Regions from separate parts of the Homo sapiens genome. Here region 2 is linked to region 1. Evidence: chromatin contacts called from ENCODE Hi-C or POLR2A ChIA-PET data. All regions are on one chromosome and are shown on one strand. The core of a region is the stretch at or near the end of the contact, and the rest is flanking DNA. Distances in the headings are between cores, read along the strand shown. Region 1 has its middle 54 kb from the start of RUNX1. Region 2 overlaps LOC124905015 (a long non-coding RNA gene).

Region 1 (4,699 bases), core at 931-3,430:
CTCCTTATTTCCTCTCTCTCCTGCCAATCCCATCAGCCATGCTCTGACCTGCTTTCTCTCCTGCTTCCTCCAGACCTTGTTCCCTCAACCCTCTTCCCTCTCTGCAGTATCCTCATCTCCCTCTCTACTAGGCCTTCCCCTTAGCATAGAAGCACACTTACATGTTTCCTCTGTGTACAAATAAACATAGCAATGAGTTTTAGAAAATGTTCCGTTCAACACGCTTTTCTTGACGTTCTCAATTTCATTGATTTCCAATTCCCCCAACTCCAGGCACACTCTCCTAGGGCCACACCCTGCATATTACCTGGAATTCTTCCTTCTCTGCCAGGATCCCTCTCACTGCCCATAATATTGTGTTATCTTTTGTCATCATTCTGTGTGCCTACTACACCTGTTCTTTGATCTCTTAGGGGCTCCGATTGCTCCATTTCCTTGTTGCCTTCATTCCTATTGCTTAGTGGCCTGGATCTCATGGCTCTTGCCTTGAAGCCATGAAGCTCATGGCTTCAGCCTCTGTCTGTCTACATCTTCTTTCCCATTCTCATTTTTCCACCACACTCACTGGTAAACTCCATCCCTGGATTAATACAACCATCCACCCTTCCTACACCTGGACTACTGGTGAAGCTCACATACCATGAGGGTTGGTGCCCTATGCAGCTATAGCCTCCAGCTTGAACTGGAAGCTCAGCTATATCCCACTCTCCTTCCACAGGTCCCATAATACCTTCCTCTTCCATTCCCCTAAATCATTGTTTCTCTACAGTCTTCAAATCCCCCTTGGAACTATCTCTTCTCTTTCTTTTAGGGGGTGACAGGTCTTCTTAATACTCCAATTAATGAAAACTGACTCAAAGTGACACCTTCAGTGCTCTGTCTCAAGCACTGGTTACAGATGGACCTACTCTCAGAGCCCTGAAATTTCCATGGAAAAAGTGATACCCACTTCTCACAGCTAATGTTCCCACATGGACTCCAGTTCCTATCCCCTACTTGCATCCTTCAGGGTCATGCCTTATTAATCATCTCATTATCTTTCATTTCTAGTAACTTTCGTTCTATTGCCTCTTCCCTCTAAGCACATATAATAACTATGTTTAAATCTCCATCCACAAACCAAATTAAAAATAAGAACAAAGCACAAAATTCATCCTTGATCTTATATCTTTCTATACTGTCCACTTTCTCTTTTGCTTCCATCACAGGCAAATTTTTGGAATTAATTAATGCTCTCCCTCATCTCATAAACCTTCTGGGGACCTTGTTTCTGTTCCAGCATGCCACTCAAACTATCTTTAAATTACTGGGACTTTCCTATTCTCATGCACATTTGTTTCATGTTCTTCAACTTCTACAGGTGCTTTGTTGGGAGAAATTATCTCCTAGATTTCTATGATAGTTTACTCCAGGTTAACTCTTTCCTCCTCCCACCATTTCTTCTCATGATCTTCAACAGGTTTCTCTTCCTCTGCTTTTCTTTAAAGTGTTTCTCAATCCAAGAGCCCTATCGGAATCCTGCAAAACCTACCACTGAGTTCTCCTTGATGAAGTGTTTCCTAAATGAATCCCTTAACCAATTGAACTCTCTCATTTAGAGATACCCAATACTATGGAAATTTACCATCCTGATCATCATTTGTTCTTTGTATACTTTCCTTATCTGGCCCATGAGTTCCTCATGAGCAGGGTCATGGCCCTATGTCTGGTTGTGGCTTACAGAGAAGACAGCCAGTCAGTACTTGTTTAATGTAACCCAGTTGAGCTGTTATCCTTTCTCTCTGTTGTCTGTTTACATTATATATTAGCTGCCCTTACAGAAGATCTGTCCTGCCTTTGTTCTTTTACTTGACTCTCATTTTAGGTCTTAGCAAATTTTGCAAACTTCTTTGAAGCACAAAGATTCTCAACACTATTTCTTACTTGCATTTATGTTCATCTTCTTTCCTTTTTTTTTTTTTTTTTGTACAAGTGTTCTTACGTCTGACTTTACCAGAGAATTTCCTGTTTGGCTACCTCTTGAGATACTTCCCCATTTTCTTCCCAGTCGGGATTGTGCTATGAACAAGGACCCTTCCCTCTCCAGACTTGTTTCATGCTCACGTCTTAGAATTCCACCAATCTTTGCTCTAAGCTTTTAGAGTTCTGCCTCCTCAAAAGGCGGTCACCCACCTGACAATACCCAGCTCACCCATGGTTGGCTGTGGGAGGCTCTAGAGTAACCTGCTCCTTTTATCTCCAGGGCCCCCGTCACTTCCTCCTTGGTTAGAATAGATCCAGAGAAGCAGCTCTGCCTCGCTTCCTCTTTGGACTGAAGTCGATTTCTAGCAGCTGTCCCTGTGGGCTCCCTGCACCCGGGCCCCTCCCTCTGCAGTCACCCAACCTCTCTGGCAGCATCTGTGCTGTTTGATCCATGCCTGGAAAACATCAGTGCTTCCTCCATCTGGATGGGTGGTCTCCAGCATCGTCCCACTCTCCCTCCCTCCTTTAATCTTCAACCAAACTCTCTGTGCACATTCTTCCATCATGGTCACACATTTCACTCCAGGTGTATATGGCTTTGACTGGCTTAGCTATTGATCCTATTTCTTTTGAACATGGCATTTCCTAGACCTTGGTGTTCTAGGCCAATTAAAAACCTGCTTCCTTATATCCTGGTGAGGGCAAATAATGGTGTTTACCTTCCTGCATTAATATCCAACATGCATTTTATTTGTTAACTATATTTTATCCCTACTCATTTGGTACATGAACATAATCACTCATTCTGTGCCTCTTCAAGTTATTCCTGACTGTGAATTACTTGACACCACTAGTATTATTTTTCTCTGTAAACTTTCCCAATATTTATTTGATACTACACATTTTGCAGAACAAAGCCTCGATTATTTTTATTCTTTATTTTTTAATTTTGACTTTTAAAGTTCCTTATTTTCTATTTATTATTCTATTGTTCTATACAACAAAGTTAATTATTACTGTTAACTTTTTTAAAAAAAAACTTTTAAGTTCAAGGGTACAAGTGCAGGTTTGTTACACAGGTCAACTTGTGTCATAGGGGTTTGTTGTACAGATTATCTTATCACCCAGGTATTAAGCCTACTACCCAACAGTTATTTTTCCTGATTGTCTCCCTCCTCCTACCTTCCAAACTCCAAAAGGCCCCATTGTGTGTTGTTTCTTTCTGTGTGTCCATGTGTCCTCATCACTTAACTCCCACTTATAAGTGAGAACTTGTGGTATTTGGTTTTCCATTCCTGTGTTAGTTTGCTAAGGATAATGGCCTCCAGCTCTATCCATGTCCCTGCAAAGGACATGATCTTGTTCTCTTTTATGGCTGCGTAGTATTCCATCATGTATATGTACCATATTTTCTTTATCCAGACTATTATTTATGGACATTTAGGTTGATTCCATGTCTTTGCTATTGTGAATAGTGTTGAATAACTTAGTTCAGCCATTGTGGAAGACAGTGTGACATTTCCTCAAAGACTTAAAAACGGAAATACCATTCAACCCAGCAATCCCATTACTGGGTAAATACCTAAAGGGAGAACATTATTTTTTATTACTATTATTATTTGACCATTTTGGGAGGTTATCTTCACGATTTATACATGATTTTCAGGAACCCCTATTTCAGTACAATAATTTATGATGCAGAAAATTAAATCCCGTCCTGAGGATAATAGTAATAGTAGTATTAGTGGCAACAGCACTAGCAATAGTAGTAGTTATTCTATTAAATATCCAATACATATTTATTAAGCACCTATTATGGGCCAAGCACCCTGTTATATGTAGGGGAGAAAACAGTGGAATACATTCAAACTGTCCCTGACCCAGTGGAGTCTGCTGTCTCCTGAGGGGCTCACATATTCACATGAATAAAAATAAAAGTTAGACCTATGGTACAGGCATGGCAGAGGCTACTGGTCACCCCCCACTAACCCAATCCATCTGTAGATTTTTAGGGGTAGAACCTCTGAGGTAGCTGGACTCATGGCTGCTCAGCCAGAGACAGAGGCCATATCTCCCTCTTAACTGAGAGGGAGCATTCTATTTAATAAGCACTTCTACTGCACTCCCTGACCGCTAGCCACTGTCCTAAGTCCTTTAAGCATACTAGCTCGTCTTATCTTCTTGAGAACACTTTGAGGTAGACAGATGAGGAAACAAAGGAACAGAGAGGTTGAATATTTTAAGTCACACATCTCTTTTTCTTAGAGATGAAGTCTCACTCTGTTGCCCAGGCTGGAGTGCACTGGCATAATCTTGGCTCACCGTCACCTCCATCTCCTGGGTTCAAGAAATTCTCCAGCATCAGCCTCCCGAGTAGCTGGGACTACAGGTGCGCCCCACCATGCCTGGCTAATTTTTGTATTTTTAGTAGAGAAGAGGTTTCACCATGATGACCAGGCTGGTCTCGAACTCCTGACCTCAAGTGATCTGCCTGTCTCAGCCTCCCAAAGTGCTGGGATTATAGGCGTGAGCCACTGCGCCTGGCCTAAAGTCACACACCTCTTAAGGGAAGTAGCTAGAGTACAAATCCAGCCAGTCTAGCTTCAGAGTCAATGCTCCCTGTGTCTATGTATAGGCATAGATTTTTCAATATCATATGTGTGTGTGTACATACAACCTATATGTGTAAACACAAACCTGCAGACTGTGTGTATGTGTACAGAGGTCACACCAGTCC
Region 2 (4,699 bases), core at 1,544-4,043, 120 kb after region 1:
ATGAATCACAATGAATCTAGAAATCTACCCTAGATTTTTCAAAACAGCTGACCACCAAAGATAAACATGACCATCTGAAAAGTAGCCAGAGAGAAAAGCTATATAGCCTAAAAGGAGCCACAGTTCAGCAGGCAATTGATGCCTTCACAGGGGCAGCAGGAGCTAAAATGCAGTGCAATCAAGCCATACAAAAGAATGAAATCATGCCCTTTGCAGGGGCATGGATTAAGCTGGAAGCCATCATCCTCAGCAAACTAACACAGGAACAGAAAACCAAACACTGCATGTTCTCACTCATTAAGTGGGAGTTGAACAATGAGAAGACATGGACACAGGGAGGGGAACAACACACACTGGGGCCTGTTGGGAGGCAGGGTGGGGGCAAGGGGAGGGAGAGCATTAGGACAAATACCTAATGCATGAGGGGCCTAAAGTCTAGATGACGGGTTGATAGGGGCAGCAAACCACTATGGCACATGTATACCTATGTAACAAACCTGCACTTTCTGCACATGTATCCCAGAACTTAAAGTAAAATAATAAAAAAAAATGCAGTACAATCACATCTTCAGAGGGCTGAGAGAAAGTTGCCATCAAACTGCAAACTGACTCAAGGAAGAGAAATGTGTTCAAAAACAGCATGGGGTAGATTGGAATGTCCCAGCTCTAATCTAAGAGACATGTGTTTCTGTAGGGATGACAGACTCTGCCTCAACACATTTTGAATTATCCAGAACACTGATATTTGCAGATACATTTTGGTTCTGTAATAATGAATAAAGGCAAATTGTTCATTCAAGAGGTATTTGTTGAATAACTTTCATTTTATAGCATTGTGGAAATGTCTTTCAGCAAAATAAACATATTTTCACACAAGCAACAGCAAGAGAATCTATTACCAGCAGGTCCTCACTAATAGAACTTCTTTAGGATGTATGTTCAAAGGAAAGGAAGATGGCCCCAGAATCCAGATACAGATAAAGGATTGATGAGCAAAGAAAACACGTGGATCTCACAAATATAATGTGAAGCAAAAATGGCACTGACAGATTATTCGTTCATCAGAGAACCACGTATAAAAAGTTCAAATACTCAAACATATCTTGACTGGGGGCACATACATAGGAGGAAACCTATAAGGAAAACCAGGCAATAAATACACGAATTTCAGATCATGTTCACCTGTTGAAGGAGAAAGCAGAGAGTGTCACTGCATTTTTATGTTCTTCTGGAGCATACTCATAGATCTACCATGGACCAAGAACCACTGTGCCTGTATGACTGGCTATAGGACAAGAACAATTGCAATGAGGTGCTTGTCTTCAAGGAGCTTACTACAGTCTAGTGGGAGAGGAAAGCCATGACTCTATAGCTCAGGACATGCTGATAGCATAAATGCACACAAATCCACCCATACTTTACTTTGATATCCCTTTCTGGTTGACCCTCAACCTGAGTGCCAGACTCCCTTCAATACCCAAACATACCATATGTATCAGATGAATGAATGAATGAGTAGAGGAGTGCTTATTTTATATTCTGTATATCTTGCATATAAATCATAGGCACACATATTGTTTGGTGTATTTGAAACATTTAATAGCATAAAATATTTAAATAATCTTTCAGAATCCACCTTGAGAGTTGCGGATAATAATATATTTTGAACAGAAATTTCAAAATGTGCCTCAGTCTAATATGTATTTGTCCCTGCAAAAAGCTGGGAAGGTAAGAATGGAAGTGGAAAAGGATAAAACATGTCAATTTAGAGAAGACTTTTCCCTATCTGGCATCCCTTGAAATCAACAGTTAGATAATAGATAAACTACATGGGGAAATTTTGTACCATTTGAGGGTGTAATCTGCCACATTATTTCATGAGAAAGTTTGGTCATGTGGTCTTTGGTCATGTGGTCTTTTTTTTTTCTTTCCTTCTTTGCAGTGACCTACAGGAAGCTCAAAGCTGTGTGTTCAGCTGCTCTGGCTTTCTTCATGGTGGGGCTTAGCATTGATTCCCTCTCCTGATGGCTCCCTATGGCACTCCAAGGCTGAGACATATTTGAGGCTGGTATGTTTGGGTATGGAAGGGAGTCTGGCACTCGGGTGGAGGGTAAGCCTGAAAGGGATATTAAAGTAAAGGATGGGTACAGTTATCTGTATTTAGGCTATCAGCATGTCCTGAGCTTTACTGCCATGGCTTTTCCCTCCCACTGGACTGTAAGCTCCTTGAAGACAAGGGCCTCATTGCAATTGTTCTTCATCCTGTAGCTGGTCATGCAGGCACAGTGGTGCATGGTGTGTGGTAGATCTATAAATACATATCAAATGAATGAATGACATACCATGGACAGCTCTCTTCCTATCCTATTGCTAGAGCACATGGGCTCGCAGGCAGGTGAGTGAACACAAACATGTGTGCACCCCACACACACACACACGTACAAACTCACACATCCATCATTTACATGCAGAAGTTACATTATACTTTCATGCCACCATCTGAGAATTCCAAAGAGAATATCAGGTGAAATACGTTAAATTACTTTTGCACATGCTACAGGTCATGAGAGTATGAGTTCATGAGAAAGGAGACACTGAAACTGAATTAGCAACAGAGAGCAGAGGTTGTGCTGAAGGGAAAGCAATGTTAATGCCAGGAAGGAGTCTGGTGTTGTACGTGGGAAATTTGGGATAAACTGCATGGATTTTACAGCCTTCCAGGGAGGCAGAGTGCTGGAGTAGGTTCAGAAAGCATTTCTGAAAACCTCTTTCTTCTAGTCACCCTGCCTAATTTCCTCTGACTCTGTCCTCCCCTGGCTGCATTTCCTGTTTCTGGTTAGAACTCTGACCTAAGTTTCTTTATTTCGGAACTAAGCAGAATTACTTGTTTCAGTGAATACATTTGTGGACCACAGCAATGGGGAGAAAGGAGCCTGAGAAAAGTGTTCCTCCGGCCCTTGAGGTCAAAGACCTGTAGGAAGTGGTATGGCAATGACCTTCAGTGACAGCAAGCCCGTGATGTGACTTCAGCAAAGTGGGATGGGCCATTTTCACTCACTGAGCTTGTCAGATGACCTTTTCTTGATTCACCATTACCTGGAGAGTTTATCCAACTGCTGGGACACAGGAGATGTGAAGAAATGGGTATACTGGTTTGAAGGATAAATTTGCCTTCTAGCTGAACAGAAATCTGAGAGCTGCTGAATCACCTGCAAAATTATATCTTGTTCTGTAGTTTGTTTCCTAAGTTTCCTGGGATTTGATTAGTCAGGAAAAGACCACACCACTAGCAGGGGAAGTCCAGGAACAAGGGAGCCAATGAGTTCTGTGTCCTACTTAAATGAACCTTGAAGGTATCCAGGAGAATCCTTCCTTCTAGCTATGGAAAGATGGGAGATGGGGCAAAGTGATGCCCAGTCATGGCCAAGAAAGATCTGATGTTTCTACAAACAGCTCTCCCTTTCTTGCATATCTACCTAAACTGGAGACCCTTTTATCTTCTGCCAGCCTGCTTCAAGGCTTTTTTTTTTTTTTTTTTTTTTTTGGTGGAAATAAGTTAGGTGGGTGGGAAAGGAAGAAATGCAAAGTTGTGTCTGCCTGTGATTAATCTTCTCCAGAACACACCTGGGTCTTAGAATCACAGAGGCTTTGGATCGGAGGGGGCTGAGCCGAGCAAATTGTTCGGGAGTGGGTAGAAGGATAAGAGGTCAGGTGGGTAGATGGAGAGGGCCTCATGGAGGGACTTCCCCATAAATGCAGCTCCTGCATCCACAGTCCTTTCAAATGTGCTGTGCTTCACTAAGATCAAATGCATGGGAACTGGGCAGTTTTCCAACTTGTCCTTAATTGTACTCTTGCTAGCATGGCTTTATTAGTGGGTTCTAAGTGTTGTGAATGCCAAGAAAATCGGACATCATAGAATAAAGGCTATATTTTACAACCAAATATTAAGCATACCTTTCATGTATTACTGTTTCCCAGTGGACTGCAACATTTTTACATCTATTATTACATTTATCCTCACTACCTCCGTATGAATTATGCAGGGACTTATGCTCATTTTTCACATAACTAAACTGCAAATCAGAGAGGTTAAGTAATTTGCTCCAGGTCACACAGCTACTAAGTGAAAGAATCAGGACAAGTATTCAGATCTTCTTTTTACACTAGCAGTTTGGTTCTGTCCATCCACTACTGATGGAGATTTAACTATGATACGGTTACAAGAAAACAAATAATTTCCTCATTGACAATTTTTCCTGAAGGGCTCTCTTCCCAATACAATTCCCTTCTCAATACAGTTGACCAGTATTTAAATGAGTCAATATCCCCGAAAGTTGAAAATATCAGAAATTCTGGATTGTTAAAAAAAAAATACGTCTTCTGGATAATTCTCGGGAAATGCTGTAGAAAGAGATCTGTTTTTGTCATACTCTCTGGGACAGTCGGTTCAAGTCTCTGCTTTCTTTAGGGCCAGTCCATCCATTAGAGAAGCAAATCAAGTTCTAGAGAGGGTGGTACATTGTCCAAACTTATGAAAGACTCTACTCAAAGGTGGACATGGAACTGTGACCCAGAAACCGTGAGTCCTGTCACCCCTTCTTGCGAATGTGATGTAGGCTGGGTCCTTTTGGAAGCCAAATGCTTCCAAGAACTCGTTGGCTTTATTTATTAAAGAAGTTCTGGGCTGGGCACAGTG

What was found. A loop is a pair of places that touch in the nucleus more often than their neighbours do. ChIA-PET counts read pairs that join two places held with the same protein, here RNA polymerase II (POLR2A). Pooled maps may share reads with other maps.
Region 2: a pooled map shows a loop between it and region 1 (2.0-fold over the local background). The contact joins two enhancer-like sites. A Hi-C loop is called at or near these places in 10 of 50 pooled maps. POLR2A ChIA-PET finds 5 or more read pairs at or near these places in 2 of 52 experiments (activated CD4-positive, alpha-beta T cell and activated T-cell).

The regions. Positions count from the first base shown.
Region 1 is chr21:35,100,956-35,105,654 of GRCh38, forward strand. No RefSeq gene overlaps it. Among named protein-coding and RNA genes, the nearest start is that of RUNX1, 54 kb to the left of the region's middle. RefSeq lists a silencer at 4,276-4,454. Within about 2 kb of position 2,181, at least 6 of the 41 ENCODE cell types and tissues checked have a DNase peak (open chromatin) inside an H3K27ac peak, as active enhancers do.
Region 2 is chr21:35,219,863-35,224,561 of GRCh38, forward strand. The region is part of intron 1 of LOC124905015 (a long non-coding RNA gene); the gene reads right to left. Among named protein-coding and RNA genes, the nearest start is that of RUNX1, 170 kb to the left of the region's middle. Within about 2 kb of position 2,794, at least 3 of the 41 ENCODE cell types and tissues checked have a DNase peak (open chromatin) inside an H3K27ac peak, as active enhancers do.